Linked DNA regions of Mus musculus: region 1 is linked to region 2. Evidence: chromatin loops called from intact Hi-C (ENCODE). Cell type or tissue: gastrocnemius. All regions are shown on one strand.

Region 1 (8,000 bases), 110 kb before region 2:
TCAACACAGTTTATATCCGATGACAGAAAGACAGTTGTTTCACGAAGCTAGCTGACATCCGTGTCAGACCCATGCTAGGTGCTAGCCTGCCTATGTGAAACAACATATATGAAGTCTCATCTTCCCAGTGGTCACATGACCTCGGACACCAGTTCCTGTGTTCCTTGTTTCGAACAATAAGAAACAAAAATTATAAAACTCAAACTTCTCTTTCATTTGTCTTCTTCTCCTCGTCCTTATTTTCCTTCGTTAATGTCCTTGGTCTAGGGCTTAAGGCACACTGGTTCATGCCCACAGGGCCTTAAATGCCAAGTAAGAAAAAACGTTGACTTATTAAGTAGGTTTAAAAAGGTGTAACACACATTATGCTGTTCTCGTGAATAAGTTTAACTTCATAGCATCAATTAATCGTAAAAACTAAATGTTTATTTTCCTCCTAATTACCCAGGCCTCTCTGACTGAAGTTAGCATACAATTTTCCTGAATGTTTAAACTAGTTGATATTAGTTAACAAATAGGCAAATGCCCAAATGAAATCCTTACAGAGTTCTATAGCTTTAAATAAAAACAGTTTTAAAAAATACTCAGTATCACAGCAGATCAGCAGATAAGCAGGGCCAGAAGCAGGCACCTGCTGTGGAAAGGGGCTCCTAAGGATACAACTAAGGGGCCCAATGTGAGGCTCCATCAGACATCTCAACAAGTAGGACAAAGACGCTGAAGAAATGGTGTCATAGTTGGTTCTACAAAACCGAGGTCCTGTTTCTTTAATACCTAAAATACTTCTAGAAGCCAATAGATGCGAAAAAAAAAAATTCACTTCCACAGGCACAGGGCTAACTGAAGATGGAAATGGACAAAAGAGAGAAAATGGGGGGTGGGGAGGGGTTTTATATCTAGTCTATCACCAGTTGTTCAAAATCGATTTATTGAGCAGCTATTATGTACCAGACAACATGTAAGCATTATGGATATTCTGAAAAACAAAACATAGCCTTGGTTCCTTGATAAAAAAATAAAACAAGAAAATATAAAAGAATCAAACTTTTCTTTGGTTATCCTTTTATCCTAATTTTCCTTGGCTAATTATTATGGCATTATATGTACATAGATGCATGATTATACATTTTATATATGTGTATACACATACATGGCATATAATGTGTGTGTGTGTATGTGTGTGTATGTGTGTGTTCCTAGTATTTGTTCTGAAAGTGGGAAAGACCAACACTCAGAAGGAAAGTCTTGGGAATTCTGTCTAAGAAAACCTTGGCTTTTAGACCCAGCATTCCTCAGCCATGAGTGAGAGTCTTTTTTGTCACTGGATTACAGTATAGCAGGCTTCCATGAGGATTATCCATTCAACTTTTGTTTCGGCTAACCCTCCTCCCTGCTCTTCCCCATCCCCTGACCCCCACCCCTACCCCATCCTTAGGCAGTCTTTACCAGTCTTGTTCTCAAGATGAACGCATCATACTCCCCAAAACACCAGCAAATCCATGGTCACATGGACGCTCCTCATACAACTTGTTGGGCCACAAAACCAAACAAAAGGAGAAACAGAGTTGGAAGTGGACACGGAAGGGTGATGCGGACAAGAGTGGAAAGGAGATGGGCGAGGGTGGGTGGGAGTGGGGCCAGAGGAACAAGAGTGCATTGCACACTTGTGTGAGACTGTCCAAGAACAAACTTATTATACAAGATACAAGTTTTTAAAAGGAGGGACAAACATCCCAACACCTTATCAAAATTTTAAAGTCACGAAAAAATGTAAAACCAAAACCAGCAAAGACTTTAACAACTTTTCTTATCCTAGAAAATAAAATATTCTGGCTCTGACTTCTGTGCGTATCTGTCCTTTATCTTTTCTGATAGTAAGTAAACCACAAAATAATTGCACTAAACTACAGCACTGAGACCCTTGATGGCTATATTCAATTTAAAATATACTTAGTAATGCTAGTTTTGCCACGTAATATAAAAGTGTTTAAAAATGCGCCATTACGTAATCGACGACCTGACGTGGCTGATGTTCGTCACTGTTTTATGTGAGAATCCGTGTCTTTGTGTTTGAGTTTATAAATGTGTGAAATGCTCCCGAAATCAACCATTTTTCTTTAATCAGCACAGGGACCTAGATCGCTGCCTGTCGTATAACCGCTCCATCTGTATCAGGAAGTCTTTATGAGGTCTAAAGATTGGCAAACATGGAACAAACCTACGTTCATTCAGGAAAGTAAGCGTGTAGTCTGTAGCCAGGCTATACACGCATTTTAATATAAAAGTAAACAATGAAGCATCCATCTTGAACCCATTACACATTAACAGCCGCGGACCTAGCACTCAGATGATATTCAGCACACTGAGACGTTGGCAGAGAGGGCAAAGGGCAGCAGGAGTTCATGGGAGGTAAGAGGCTAAGACAAGAGGGAGGATGGCTCTCCCCTCACAGGACAGACGTACACACAGCCAGACATGCAGTGACCATGGTCAGAAGTGCCTCAGATAGTGGAGATGTCCAACTGCAACTGCACGTACATGGATCATATTTTAAAATTCTACAACATCCATTTAGTTCATATATCCCAATCCCAAATTGCCAACTACAAGTCCCTATTGGAAAATAAGTCGTAGATTTTTTTTTTCCCCCCGAAAAGATATGAGAGAAAAAAAAACCCACTTAATTCCTTTTTCCTACCACGGAATCCTAAGAGTATGTTTATACAGAAGAAACATCCAAAGAACAAACTAAATAACACATTTCTTAAGATAGTTTAAGACCACATAGCAGCTGCTGCACTTCTTCCTAACCTGAAAAATCTTATCCTGAAAGGACTTATCCTCTGTACTCCACTGGACCTGTAAGGGTAGGACGTACCGAAAATCATTTCCTAAACTAATTATGTGCCTAATGACTCCCATGGCCCCTCCCACTCCACAGTTAAAAATCTCACGAGTTAGCATGAATCTCATCTTTGCCTGACACATTTCCAGCCAGGAAACACATCAGCGCCTCAGGATTTTGAGGGTCTCAGTATCAATCAGGTTACGTTCCCAGTGGCTGCCTTTTAGCAAAATGATCTCACTCGCATAAACTCATGGCTGAAGTGAACCAAGCTGTAGCCTACTCCTCCTATACACCTTCATTCATTTCAGGGTTTTTTTTTTTTTTTTTTTTTCTTTCCTCAGACATCCAGCACGTGCCACAGAAAGGGCGCATGTTAAATATTCCTGGAGTGTCACAATATGTCATACAATCAAACAGATCCCAGCCCTACCTTTCTTTCACAGCAGTGGTGCCAAGCACAGGTATACCGACCGACGGAGCAATCAATTTGTTCTGCAGCCAGTAAGGCTTTCATAGCATACTAATGCAAAACCTCTCTTCTTTCTCCTTTGCCTTGACTCCCCAGTGCCCGGGTCCCGACCAATACAAGGAGGAGGGCGGTATGTCTTCTGCTGAGATAACCACAACTACTAATCAAGTGTACACGCACAAGGGCACAGGATTAAACCTCCACCAAGACCGAGTCAGGCTTTGAGAACAGCTCAACACATGCCCGGCGTAGGCAAACCATCATTTTACACATGAGTGCACACACAAACACACACATATACAACACCCCATATTTTATCATTCTTCAATTTTTATCCTCAGAGGGATAAAATGTCCCACTGTTCCACTGAGGGCTTCTACCTGACAGCATGCAAAACAATTGTTTTTTCCACTCCTGAGAACCATGATCTGTTGTGTGTTACAAATGCTCACTGTTTTCAAAAAGGAGACATTCTTACAAATTGGGCTATCTATCCAGTATATAACTCACAGATAGAACTTTCAAGTGATATGATAGGGTTAATAGACTCAGCATGGATTCTTCTGATTTTACACTTAAAATGGAATAGCTCAAACCTACTATCAAAAAAGAGCGTGTGCCTTGCTAATAACAATGAAAGAATTTCCATTTATCTCGAAGCTATTACACTAAGTATAATTCCATGCCATTTGAAAATATGCTCAGGTCTCAGAAGTGCTTTAAAGAGTATCTGTAACACTTTAGAGTCTGGAGGCACAGGCGGGTATTTGATCTCTTAAACCTAGAGTTTTCAGGTTCTCTTTAATTAGCCATTTATAGTTGCCATTGACTTATTTTTCTTTTATTCAACACACAAAAGCCATGCCAGTCATTGGAGAGCGGGATGACAGAAGGGAAACACTTTTTATACCAACACACATTACCTCATTTTAATTTGTCTGCCTTCGTGTGTGAATACCTTGAGAAGCCCTGCTAGCCAAAGGGCGGCAAACTAAACTATAATTAAGAGCAGAATAGAACACTCGTCTAACTGAACAAACTTCATTAGGAAGCTTCCCCAAGCACGTCTATTTTCATGTAAACAAATGCTCTGGCACAGTTAAAACACAGCTTAGTGCGTTCTTTCTGCGCCCTTCCTTTGCACCCCACACTCTCCTAAAAAAAAAAAAAAAAACCTCAGGAGCAATAATTAAGAAATAGGGAATGCAGTGAAGTATTGCAGGAATGTTTAATCAATACTGATACCTTTGTCCTTGACATGCGGACCATGTCACCAGGCTACTGTCATGTGATATCATGTCATTTCTCCACCTGGCTCCTGACCTTGTCCTCTAAATGACCTAAAGCTTCCCTAAAGTAGCAGGAGGCCCCTCCCCGCTGTCTCAGCAAGGTCGAATGGGTCAGCTTGTCCTCATCTATAATCCACCACCATTTGTCAGCAGGGAGGCTGGAGGAGGCAGGCTTGCTACAAGAGGAGAATGCCCAATTAGGCAGCTGTCACACAAAGCATAGGCTGCAAAATTATCCCCTGTCAAAAGAAAGAGCAGCTGCGGGTGCCAATTACAGCAACCTTTCAACCCTTTAGGTACTGGAAACTACACACAAGTAAATGAAGAACAATTAGCGATAACAAATCGATGAATTAGGACAGTAAATTAGAACGAGTAGCAGGTGAGCTTGGGTCATACATGACATTTAGGGCATACCAGACTCCAGGCAAGGGCAAAGCTCACTGCCTGGCGCCATGTCCCTGCATATAGAGTCCCTTCTACTATGTCTCTTGGCAAACCTGAAATCCTTTTCGATATCTGTACCTAAAACTATGTGTCTTGATGTAAGAGTCCTTTTTCTTTTCATGGACTCAAAACAAATGTTTCTTGACAGGAAGAAAATCCCTCCCAAGAACAGGTCTAGTAAATTCTAGGTAGTTCTTATACAATCTACTGTGTTATCCACTCCAACTTAAAAATGTTAAGTGTAGCTTACAGAATCCAAACTACCTGTTAAAATACTCACACTGAAACTACTATACATCTTTACACACTAGTTGGCCAGATTCCCATTAGCTCCTATTTGCAGAAAAGCAATGGGGTCTGAATTCTGAGGAAATTCTTCTGCCAATATCATCAAACTCAAATCAAGTTTCTCGGCCCAAATGTGATTTTCTCTCACATAAAGAAATAACAATTTTAATGGTTTATATCTAATACCTATAAATATAACAATCATAAAATTAATTAATCTTTCATTATTGGGCCCCAGGGTCATGCATGAAGTCCAAGCAGAAGACATTGACTCTCCTGGAGTCTATCTCATTGAGCTACTGGCCCACAGCAGAGCAAACCCAACATGGCTGTGAAGTATTCATGGGTCTGGTGTTATTAGCCTTAGCATGTCAACTGCCCTCAGAAACAAATTTTGGAAGGTCCATTTTAAATCCGTGTCAATTCTTGGAAACTTGAAAGACCTGATCTGGATCCGCTGTTGATTTGAAAGAAACAGGGGCTAATGAGTTCAGTGAGGCATCTCCATCGGAAGTGGGTGTGTCAGGGGGGAGAGAGAGAAGGTATCAGGCCCTACGCACCTCCCTCCTATACAGTATAAATGAATCACAGCCGCCAGAGGGTCAGCCCTAGTTCTTCCAGCCATTTGATAAAATTTCCAGGAGCCGTGTCTCCGAGAGAAAACTCCATTAAAAGTTTATCTCAGGATTACATTTATAAATTATGTTTTGTCTCAAAACATAAACCAGACTCTTGGACAAATTTTCCTTATTTTAGAGTGCAACCCCGCAATGTCAGACATGGAGAATGCAAAGAAAGGGCAAGGAGATGGGGAGGAAGGAGTTAATGCCTTTAGAATTCGGTTTCCATCATACATGGGTGACTATCTCTTTAAATAATTTAAATCCTCTCCATCAACTACAAAGCTGTTTTGAAGCCATTTAGCTTTCTTCTTTACATGTGTTCTAATTAAGAAATGACCTTGTCATCACGCACACCAGAAATCCGGGATTATTTCCTACAGCAAAAAATTCACAAAGCCTCCCCCCCCCCCAAAAAAAAAAGAGAGTAGAGGTGGGGGGAGGGGAGAGAGACTTCTTCCCCAGTTCCCTCACTGAGGAAGTTGTTGGTTGGCTGAATGCTGAAGCAGTTCCACCGCATAATTTTTTTTCTGTTGTTGTTGAATGTCACAGGGCGGGTTAGAGTGACCTTGAGCTGCATCAGCGGCTCAGCAAGGGTCGAGATGCCTGCAGGCGCCCTTGTACTGGATTTGCAAGACAAAAACCTTCAAACTGGCTGAAGGACATCTTAAATCTCTTCAAAGGTTTCCCGAACTAATCTGGGCTGCTCTTAGCAGGATCAGCGCCAGTATGAGAAGCAAAATTAAAAACAAGGTCTTTGACAGGATGCTGTCTCCTCTTAACCCTTCCAGAGCAGAACAGAAGACGTTACAAGCACTCTGGAGAGATGGCTTACCTAGAAGCACTCTTTCATAACAAATTATGTAAGCAAGAAATCACAAAAAGAAGGGAGGGGGGAACTATTAGTCCTCAAAAGTAAACATTCCTTCCGTTTTATTTATAATGAATTCAAGCTGGGTATTTTTTTTTTCCTTGACTATACTTTAGTGTCATGGTGATAAACCTGAAAACTACAGCTATATCTTAGATTTGCAGCACTGTAAAAATCAAATCACTCCATCGACACGAATCTAGGACTTTCAGTGTTTGAAAAATAAGCTCTGGGCTGGTTAAATCGAAGACCAGGTACGATTGCATATACCTTGCTAAAGTGACAATCAAATAGTATCATGTGACTAGAAACAGACCTGAGAAGGACCTGAGAAGAACCTGGTAAAGCTAGCTCAGTGCTGTTTGCTGGGAGAGGCAAACGTGCCCTTTTCCACACTGTTCTCAGCATCTCCATCCATGTATAGGCCAAAAGAGAAAGAAGAGCGAGGCAGTTGAGGCTTCCTTGCTATGGTTTGAGTGTGACACCCCCAGACTTATGTGTTAGAGCCTGCATCCTCAATTTCATCCACTAATGGTACTAACGGGATGGAATGATGTCATAAAGGTGTGGCCCCTATAAAGGAAGAAATTAGCACTTAGAATGGCAGGTCTCTGAGTGCTCTCACTGCGCAGTATCCCCTGCTATCCAGTGATTCTTAGGATGTACCATGCAGCCTTCACCAGACACCAAGCAAATGACTGCACAGTGCTCCCAGACTGCTCAGTACCGAGAAACATGCATTCCTCTTCCGGTACTCAGCCTTGGGTATATTGTTAGAGCAGCAGAAAACAGACTAAAGAGAGGTAAATGTTTGGCCTTTCCCAAAGCAGGGCCTTTGGATTTCAATGCAGGAGCTATAGTAGGCAAGTTTGAAAATAATTATTCTAAAACCAAACAATACAAAATGATAAAAACAAAAACAAAATAACAGAGTGGGGCACAGTAGTGCACACCTTTGATCCCAGAACTCAGGAGGCAGAGGCATGGGGATCTCTGTGAGTTCCTGGAAGCTTGGTCTTTAGAGCTTGGAGGTCCAGGACATCCAAGGCTATACAGTGAAACCCTGTCTGGGAAGAAGAAAAAAAAAAACAAAAACAAAAAACAAAAACCAACAATGACAAAACAAACAAATAAACAAACACACCAGCTCTAGCGCTCAGAACACAGT
Region 2 (8,000 bases):
GGTTGTTCAAAAGCAAAGGTCTCAGAATTCATGCGTTCTCGTGCAAGAACTGATCCAGCTTTAGTGTAATCTAGTCAAACAAAGATAAATATATGAAAGAGAAAGAGCAAAAAGTTGACCAAGCCTACTTACTTAATTCAACTAAACTTCTTATGCTTCCCCCATATTTTCCTAAATTTTTAATGTGATTTCCAGTAGTACTTTTTACGCTTTTAATGGAAATCAAAACCACACCTGTAGCAAGTAAGAAAGAAAACAAATGGCAGTGAAATAAGATTTTTATCTGATTCTCATACAATGAAATCTAGAACAGAAATACTCTAGAACAAACGGCTTGTTTTGAATTTCAAAGGGTAGGAAGGGATGCAACTTTTTGGAGGGGCAGAAGCTGGCAAGTGTGACTGAAGAAACACAAATCGCATTGCCGTTAGAAAATCACTGCTTTGGTTGAGGAATAGAGCTCTGAGTTTTACCAGCATGAAACCAATACTGTGCCACAGAGCAGCGCCAACCCCACACCCTCCAAACAACCTTGAGGACCTGAGTGAGATCAAGGCCAGACTGCAATCCCTTGAAGCATTGATGATAAGCACAGTATGGTTAAAGGACACAAATTACCCTTGGAATCATAATGCAGGTACATGCAATGGATGTAAGAATAATGTGATTCAAACTAATTTAGGACTTTGCCAAGCAGGAAGGGAAAGTCCTCTGGGCATTCAAGAGGAACATTTAGACAAGGCAAAGCCAGAAGGGGAACTTGTGTTTAGCAGGAAGCTGTTGCTCATTTATATTTTATCAAAGGCCTAAAATGTTGGGGGCAGGAGTCTGACTGTAGTAGCACAAATAGGAATTTGGAATACAAGTGTTTCAGAAGTAAAATAATCAACTCGGAGGGGTCAAAGCATCAACAAAGTGAAAAGGCCTTCTCTTTAGGATGAAAACTAGCCACAGAGGCTTCTGTTTTAGCTCATTGTGAGGCTTCTTGTGATTCACCACTCTTCATGCTAGTCAAATGAATCTGTTCCAATTACACAGCTTGCCATGAAAAGTCATGAGACATCACATTTTACTAAACGGGAAATACTATTGATCTAGCGAGAATCATTGAAGAATGGAAGGGGTCCATTTTTTGATTATACACACCCTCTAGCAAAGCTCAATAAATATACTGGTCAGAGGGGGAAGAGCCCATTGATTTTCGAGGTTTCAGATATCAGTGTAGTTTCACATATGTATCTAATAATGTTTAGCTGACTTATAATGTTTTAATTGTCTCTATCCCCACAGAACAGTGCTAAAAGGTTTGAGATTGAGTGTAATAAATAACAGTTCTTGCTTTTAGAAGTTTATAATCAGAAATACAAAAAAAACAGGACCACAGATATAATGGCATTGGAATATAAGCAATTTCAGTTTATTGAAATTTGGGAAAGCTGTGCTTACTTTGCAAGGATAAAATAAAATATTTCTCTGGAGTAAGACTTTAGTCCTAGAAGAATGTATTAAGAAATTTTAAAATAAAATACACTGGAAGTTAATTTGCTTGTCTGCTTATCCATCCGTCCATCTATTTAACGGGACATGTAAAGAGAAGGATCGCTAGAGGAGCTGTGTTAGCAGACACATCACTGTAATATATTCAGAGACTTGACCAAGACAGGAGGAAGGACATTTCTGTGCTGGTTTGAATGAGAATGGCTCTGTGGGCTCACTTGAATGCTTGTTCTGAATTTGCTGAACTGTTTAGAAAGAATTAGGAGGCGTAGCTTTGTTGGAGGTGTTTTACTAAGGTAGCTTTTGAGATTTCAAAAGCCCATACCATCCCAGTTAGCGCGCTCTCTCTCTCTCTCCTCTCTTCTCTCTCTCCCCTCTCTCCTCTCTCTCTCCTCTCTCTTTTTCTCTCCCTCCCTCCCTCCTTCCCTCCCTCCCTCCCTCCTACATGTGGACCAGCAGTAGACCTTTAGCTCTAGCTCTAGCACCATGCCTTCCTGTCTGCTACCATGCTCCGCACCATGATAGGCATGGGCTTTCCTAACCCTCTGAACCTGTAATCTGCTACCAATTAAATGTTTTCTTTTATAAATTGTCCGGCTCATCCTGTCTCTTCACAGCGATAGAAAGTAACTAAGACAGCAAGGCATCTAAAAATAATGAGGATCTAAGATGATTTATACAGAAAAATTTAAAAATGGCCTCGAGGAAGTGTTAGCATACAGTAAGTAATAAATGGGAAAGATAACTTTGGGCCAGCGTGATGGAGCAACTGTAATCCCAGCAGTTGAGGCTCAAGTGAAAGGATAGGAGGATGATAAGCCAGCCTGGGCTACGTGGTGAAAACCTGTTCATGACCCCATGGACACACATGACCCCACGGACACACAGGGATGGGAAGATCATCAACAAACTGAGTAATTATGGTGATGACATACTGTGACCTGGAATTCTCTGGAGATTCATAGCCAAATGGAATCAGGAGATGAGGGGTTTCGTATAAACCTTTAGACAGAATTAAATGTATTGAATTACATTTCTATTTTTTCACTGAAATAATAGATTGCTATGCCTTTGATTGTATCACCTCTGGGATTATATGCCTTGGTAATTAAAATGACAAAAGTAATCAGATAATAGAATAGCTAGTTCACACGTAGGATGACCTTAATGATCAAATTGAAGAACAATACACAAAAATCCATTTGTTCGTGGGGCCGTCACTCAACACATATTAATTGGCCACACTGTAATGTATCTGGGCAAGTACTTACAATACAAAATGTCGATTGAACATAGAGTGCTTTTTACAATTTATCCTGCACAAATACCGTAAAAACCTACTGGAAGTGTTAAAAACGAAGACAAATCCCATTCGGAAAATGTCATGACTGAAAAAGCAGATTTAATTGGGAACTGGAAAAAGAAATTGAAAAACAACCAAGTAAGTGAGGAGTTTTATTCAGGGCCATTGTTATTTATCAGTGTTGTTTATTCATGCATGGATGTTGTTGGATGTGGGGAAAGTTGAAGGAAAGACAAACACTTTCTGTTTAATATAAATGGAGGGGGTGGGTGTAAAACAGAGCTTAGTCCCTGGAGTGTTTGTAGGTCATGCTTGAAGCCCTGAGATCTGTCCATAGCACTGAGTAGACTGGACATGGTCGCTCACGCGTAGAATCCCAGAAATCAGAAGGATTGGAAGTTCAAGGCCATCTTCTGATGCATGGTAAGTTCTAAGCCAGGCTGGAACAATGACAACCTGTGCAGAACAAAACAAAACCAAGAAATAGTATGATGGATGGGTCCTGTGTCTTGAATTCCAGCCAGGCAAATAGACAGGACTGAAGTAAATACAGTAATTGATCTATTAAGTATGTGTGTAGAGTCAACAGACATCTTTGAGCATTCCCTATTTTACAACCACTGTCTAGGCACCGGGATTCTAATACAATAAACATATAGTGACCTGTGCTACCTGTGAGGCAGCCACAGATGAAACACGCGGACAGCAAAACAACTAGGAGCAAGCCCTTGGGAGGCGGGCGGGGGTGATACAGGCAGAGGGGTGTCTAAATCAGATGGAGTGAGATGCCGGCTAAATGAGGAAAGAGGCTCAGAAGCCAAGAAGGGAGAGTTGTGTAATTGGTTATCAGCAGTGTCAAATTCTGTACGTAGGTCAGGGAGCATCAGGATGGAGCCTTGCCATTTGGTTTTGGCAGTGAGCATGTTACTGGAGACCTTGGCAGGGCTAGCTTCTGGGAAGTGGCGTGGGTAGGAGCCTCGCTGGATCTGGTTCAGGAGTGTTTTCACGGAGGAACTGAATGCCTCTGGTGCACTCTAGGAGTTGGGAGAGGAAGGGGAGGGAAGCAGTTGTTAGAGGGTGTGTGCATTTGTTGAGGCTCCGGCTAAGTGAGACTCTGTAGGCACCACAATAGTGGATCCCTCCCTGCCCCTGCCGGGTTCTACAATTTTGTGAAAAAACTTAGCTTTCCTTAGCAATAAGGAACTCCCATTTCCATAGGCCATCTCTTTTGTTGAGCCTGTTTGTTCTCTGCTACCTGGCTGTGTGAGTCACTGGAACACTGACCCTGCACTGAAGTCAGCAGATTCTATTTGGAGAGTCTTGGTGATCGTGGGGGAAAGTTGATGAAAATGTTGACAAAAACATTTACTCTCCCTGGTCCCTGAACACCTGTGAGTACTCGGTTTTTTTGTTTTTTTGTTTTTTTCCCATCAACTGATTGTTAGCCTCAGAGCAGGCAAATGCTCTGAGCAAAGTACAGGGAAGTTTCGCCTTCAGGAGCTAAATGTTCACGACACAGGAAGGAGTTATAATACTTTCTATTTTGGTTTTCTCTCATCTGAAAAGACTTATAAAGAGAAAAGTGGCTCTGCAAATGCCAGCCTCAATTAAAATGCTAAATACAAATTGCAGCTTTCCCACCGCTGCCAGAGGGAATGCGTCCAACATGACCAGCCACCTGTTTCCCTTTATACGAGCACAAGATGGGCGGCCACTTCCAGCGTACTCCTCACTGACACCAAATAGCAGCGTGACGATGAATCAAAAGTCATCGGCGGTAGAGATCTACTTACCAAGAAACGACACTCAGCAAGGTCATCTCTGGGAGAGGGCATTTTAGCCGTTAAAGTGGACCAAGGCATGGGGGCGGAGGGGGAGTTTCCCAGGCTTAAAGAAAGCATGGGAGTTTACGTGTTAGGGTTATTAACGTCGACGTTTCCAGCCCGATCAAACATGTATGCCAAACTGGCTGAGGATGTTGGAGCAGAGAGCAATGGCTCGTGGTCTGTGATGACTTAGCTAGACACAGCGAAGGTCGAGGTCGCAGAACCAGAAACTTAAGAATCAGTTATGTAACAGGTTAAAGTTGCAGTCGGCAAGAGAGGCAGTGTGACCTGGGTTCTAATGATAGCTGCATCTTTTTTTTTTTTGTTTTTTGTTTTTTTTTTTTTAACCTATGAGACAAAGTCAGAAAACTTATGTTCTAAGCGGCAATCTCCTAGCCTGTAAAATGCAAATAACGCAAGTGCCGAGTTCAGTGGTATTTTAAGGATGAAATGATGGAAGATATGTCTTAACTCAGAACCAGACAGTGAAACCTTTTATAGATGCTTCATAAGTAATGGCTAAAATTTCCTAGACTTAAGCATCCTCCGTTCCTTATTGATCAGAAAAACACAAAACAAAATAAAACCATTATCATTCAGCTAAAAATATGACAGGAAGCACATCGTGGCACATGCTTATAATCCCAGAATTTGGAAGGCTGAAGCAGGAGGATTTAAGAGAAAGTCATTTTTGCACGCCTTTAATCCCAGCACTCCGGAGGCAGAAGTAGGTGGATTTCTGAGTTCGAGGCCAGCCTGGTCTACAAAGTGAGCTCCAGGACAGCCAGAGCTATACAGAGAAACCCTGTCTCGAAAAACCAAGAGAAAGAGAGAGAGAGAGAGAGAGAGAGAGAGAGAGAGAGAGAGTGAGAACAAGCCATCTTGAGCTACACTACACAGTGAGTGAGACCCTGTGTCAAAAATCAAACAGATAAGAGATGTGCATGACAGAGGGTATGAAAAATAAATATAATAAACAGCTTGTTGTGAAAATCTTACCTTTTTTCATTTATATTTTATTTATTCTGAGTGTAGAGCTGGAGGACACATTTGTCATAGACAGCATGCGTGTAGAGGTCAGGAGACAACTTCGTGGAGTTGGTTTCCTCCTACTCCCGGCCTCTGGAGATTAAACCCAACTTGCCAAGCTTGCGACTTTACCTTCTGAGCCACCTCGATAAGACAACCTAGTGTGACCTTTTTTTTAAAAACAATGCTGATACTCCTAAGAGAAAGATAGAGAGAGCATCATAAAACTCAATTTAAATCTGAAGAGATTGAAGCAAGAACATTTTAATTGGCAACTAGAAGCCAGAAAGATAATCCTAATGTTATAAAAGTTTTACTCACTTCTAAAATTTAATACGATTCTGATTTTATTAACACGAAATAAAATTGTGTCTATTAAATGTAAAATTAGCTTTATTATATGTATAAAGAGTCTTGGTGTTCTTGTATAAATGAATAGCAATGAAATATTCCCAAGTATCTGCTATGGGATGTATTCGTAACATTTATATAATACCCAGTGCCCTCTCCACCTTCCAGATGTTCTCCGAATAACTTGGAGGCCTGAACACTTCACTGCATTACAGCTTTAATGGCTCCTAGCTTCTCGTTTGTTCTGGAAGCCCTCAGGCCATAGCTCCTGTCAAAAAGACCACAACCACTCTTACCAATTCTTAGGCCCCACAGCTAATGGCAGTCTAACCCAGATCCCCTTTTCTTTAAAGTCCTCTCTACTTCTTCCATTTTTTTCCATTTTTTTAGGGGAAACTTATCAGTTTGAGATATACCATTGATTCTTCAACTAGAACGGAGAAAGAGAAGTCTGAGTATTCTAAGAATAAATAATGTCCTAAGGAACAAAAGGGAAGCCGCTGATGCCCTTCAAATCCCAAAACCCTTGTAGCCTTCAGGAGAACGAGAAAGGCAGCCTGTTAGCCCTCAACTCGGCTTCTTGTGGGAAATGTAGACTTCTGTGCTTTTCCAGTTACAAGCTGTTTTACTCAGGTGGGAAAGAAGATAGCACAGGCCCGGCAATGTGGAGAACCTGCCACCCACTCTAGTAGGTTCACTGGCAATCCCTCTCAAAGGCTTTGATTAGTATCATTAACAGAATTTGAGCATGCCCTCCAGGGCTTTGCTGCTTAGTGCTTCGGCCATTTGTCTTCAAATGCTCTCTGACTGCAAATAGTCTCTACTGGAGTGAAGAGCCCATCCTGAAGACTTGATCCTCTTTTTCTTGCATCCCCTAGTCTAGCACAGGTCCCCTTTTCTTTAAAGTCCTGGAGTCCAGAAGAGGAGAAGACAGAAGAAGGGACTGGGACTTTGTGCTTTTTCCTTTCTTTCTTTCTTTCTTTCTTTCTTTCTTTCTTTCTTTCTTTCTTTCTTTCTTTCTTTCTTTCTTTCCATCGTCAACCTGTAAACCCCTTGTCGTTTTCCTTTAGTACAATGGAGGTAATTATAGACACCACTTTGCAAAGTGCTTTGATATCCTCAGATGAAGGGAGCCGAGAAAGGGCAGAGGATAATTATTATTAGCAGCTCAGTGGTGCCCAGGTTTTTCCATATGTGCCTTCCTCCAGGGAAGCGGAGTCCGTCAAAATAAAATCAGTGTTGAGAAGAGAGGCACGATAGAAAGTGACTTCAAAAATATGGGCCAGATGAAACATAAGCGTGAAATGAACATTTAAAGTGATGGCCTGCCTCTGCAAAACGTCCTGCCGTCTTACCACGATGGTGCTCATCAGCTCTTAGAAGCTGGCTTGCTAATAATGGCTTCTTGCATTGGTAGCAATCTTTCCCCAGTAACTGTACGAAACTTTTGTGACATCCAATGGTACTACAATGCCCAGATGTCACTAGTATTATATTTAGATGTCATAACTGAAGGCCAGTTTGCCACACATCGTGCAAAGGTGAGAATTAGCATCCAACATTCCGTTTCCAACACAAAAGAAAGAAATCGGACGATCTGTCAGCTCATAGTAACTATCACACTCTGATTAGAATCTGGTCAGCTAAAGGATGCAGGTGACATCTTTCATATCTTTTTTACTTTCAGTTTTGTTCTTACCGTGCAGCAAGAAGTAAACAATAATTATGGGAGAAGGGTCTCCTAGTCATGAGAATGCTGCTAAGAGAATAAAGATATGGGAAGGCAAAGACAGTGTAACACGTAGTATCCAGCTAGCTTGTACTCTACTTGGGAAGATAACACACACACACACACACACACACACACACACACACACCAATTTGTGGAGAAATTATTATTTAATAATATTATTAGATATTCTCTTCCATAATTGCAGCAATGGAATGCAATATTTTCAAAAAGACATTCTCCAAGCACTCATGAGGTTTCAAGC

Evidence for each region. Peaks named below come from ENCODE experiments on the same cell type or tissue, not always from the same donor. Only the 100,000 strongest peaks of a DNase experiment are listed, where the experiment ranks them.
Region 1: a loop joins it to region 2, with 2.3 times the contacts of the local background. A loop is called at or near these places in 2 of 42 quality-filtered maps.

The regions. Positions count from the first base shown.
Region 1 is chr16:76,315,244-76,323,243 of GRCm38, forward strand. The region is part of intron 3 of Nrip1 (nuclear receptor interacting protein 1); the gene reads right to left. Among named protein-coding and RNA genes, the nearest start is that of Gm30569, 19 kb to the left of the region's middle. In gastrocnemius, no CTCF peak of the experiment used is centred here; DNase peaks (open chromatin) are centred at 4,734 and 6,513; H3K4me3 peaks cover 343 bases; H3K27ac peaks cover 2,321 bases.
Region 2 is chr16:76,428,820-76,436,819 of GRCm38, forward strand. It overlaps Gm52253 (a long non-coding RNA gene), which reads left to right and starts at 3,992. Exons shown (of 3, transcript XR_003951937.1): 1 at 3,992-4,191; 2 at 4,433-4,614. In gastrocnemius, no CTCF peak of the experiment used is centred here; DNase peaks (open chromatin) are centred at 3,714 and 4,472; H3K4me3 peaks cover 1,497 bases; H3K27ac peaks cover 2,973 bases.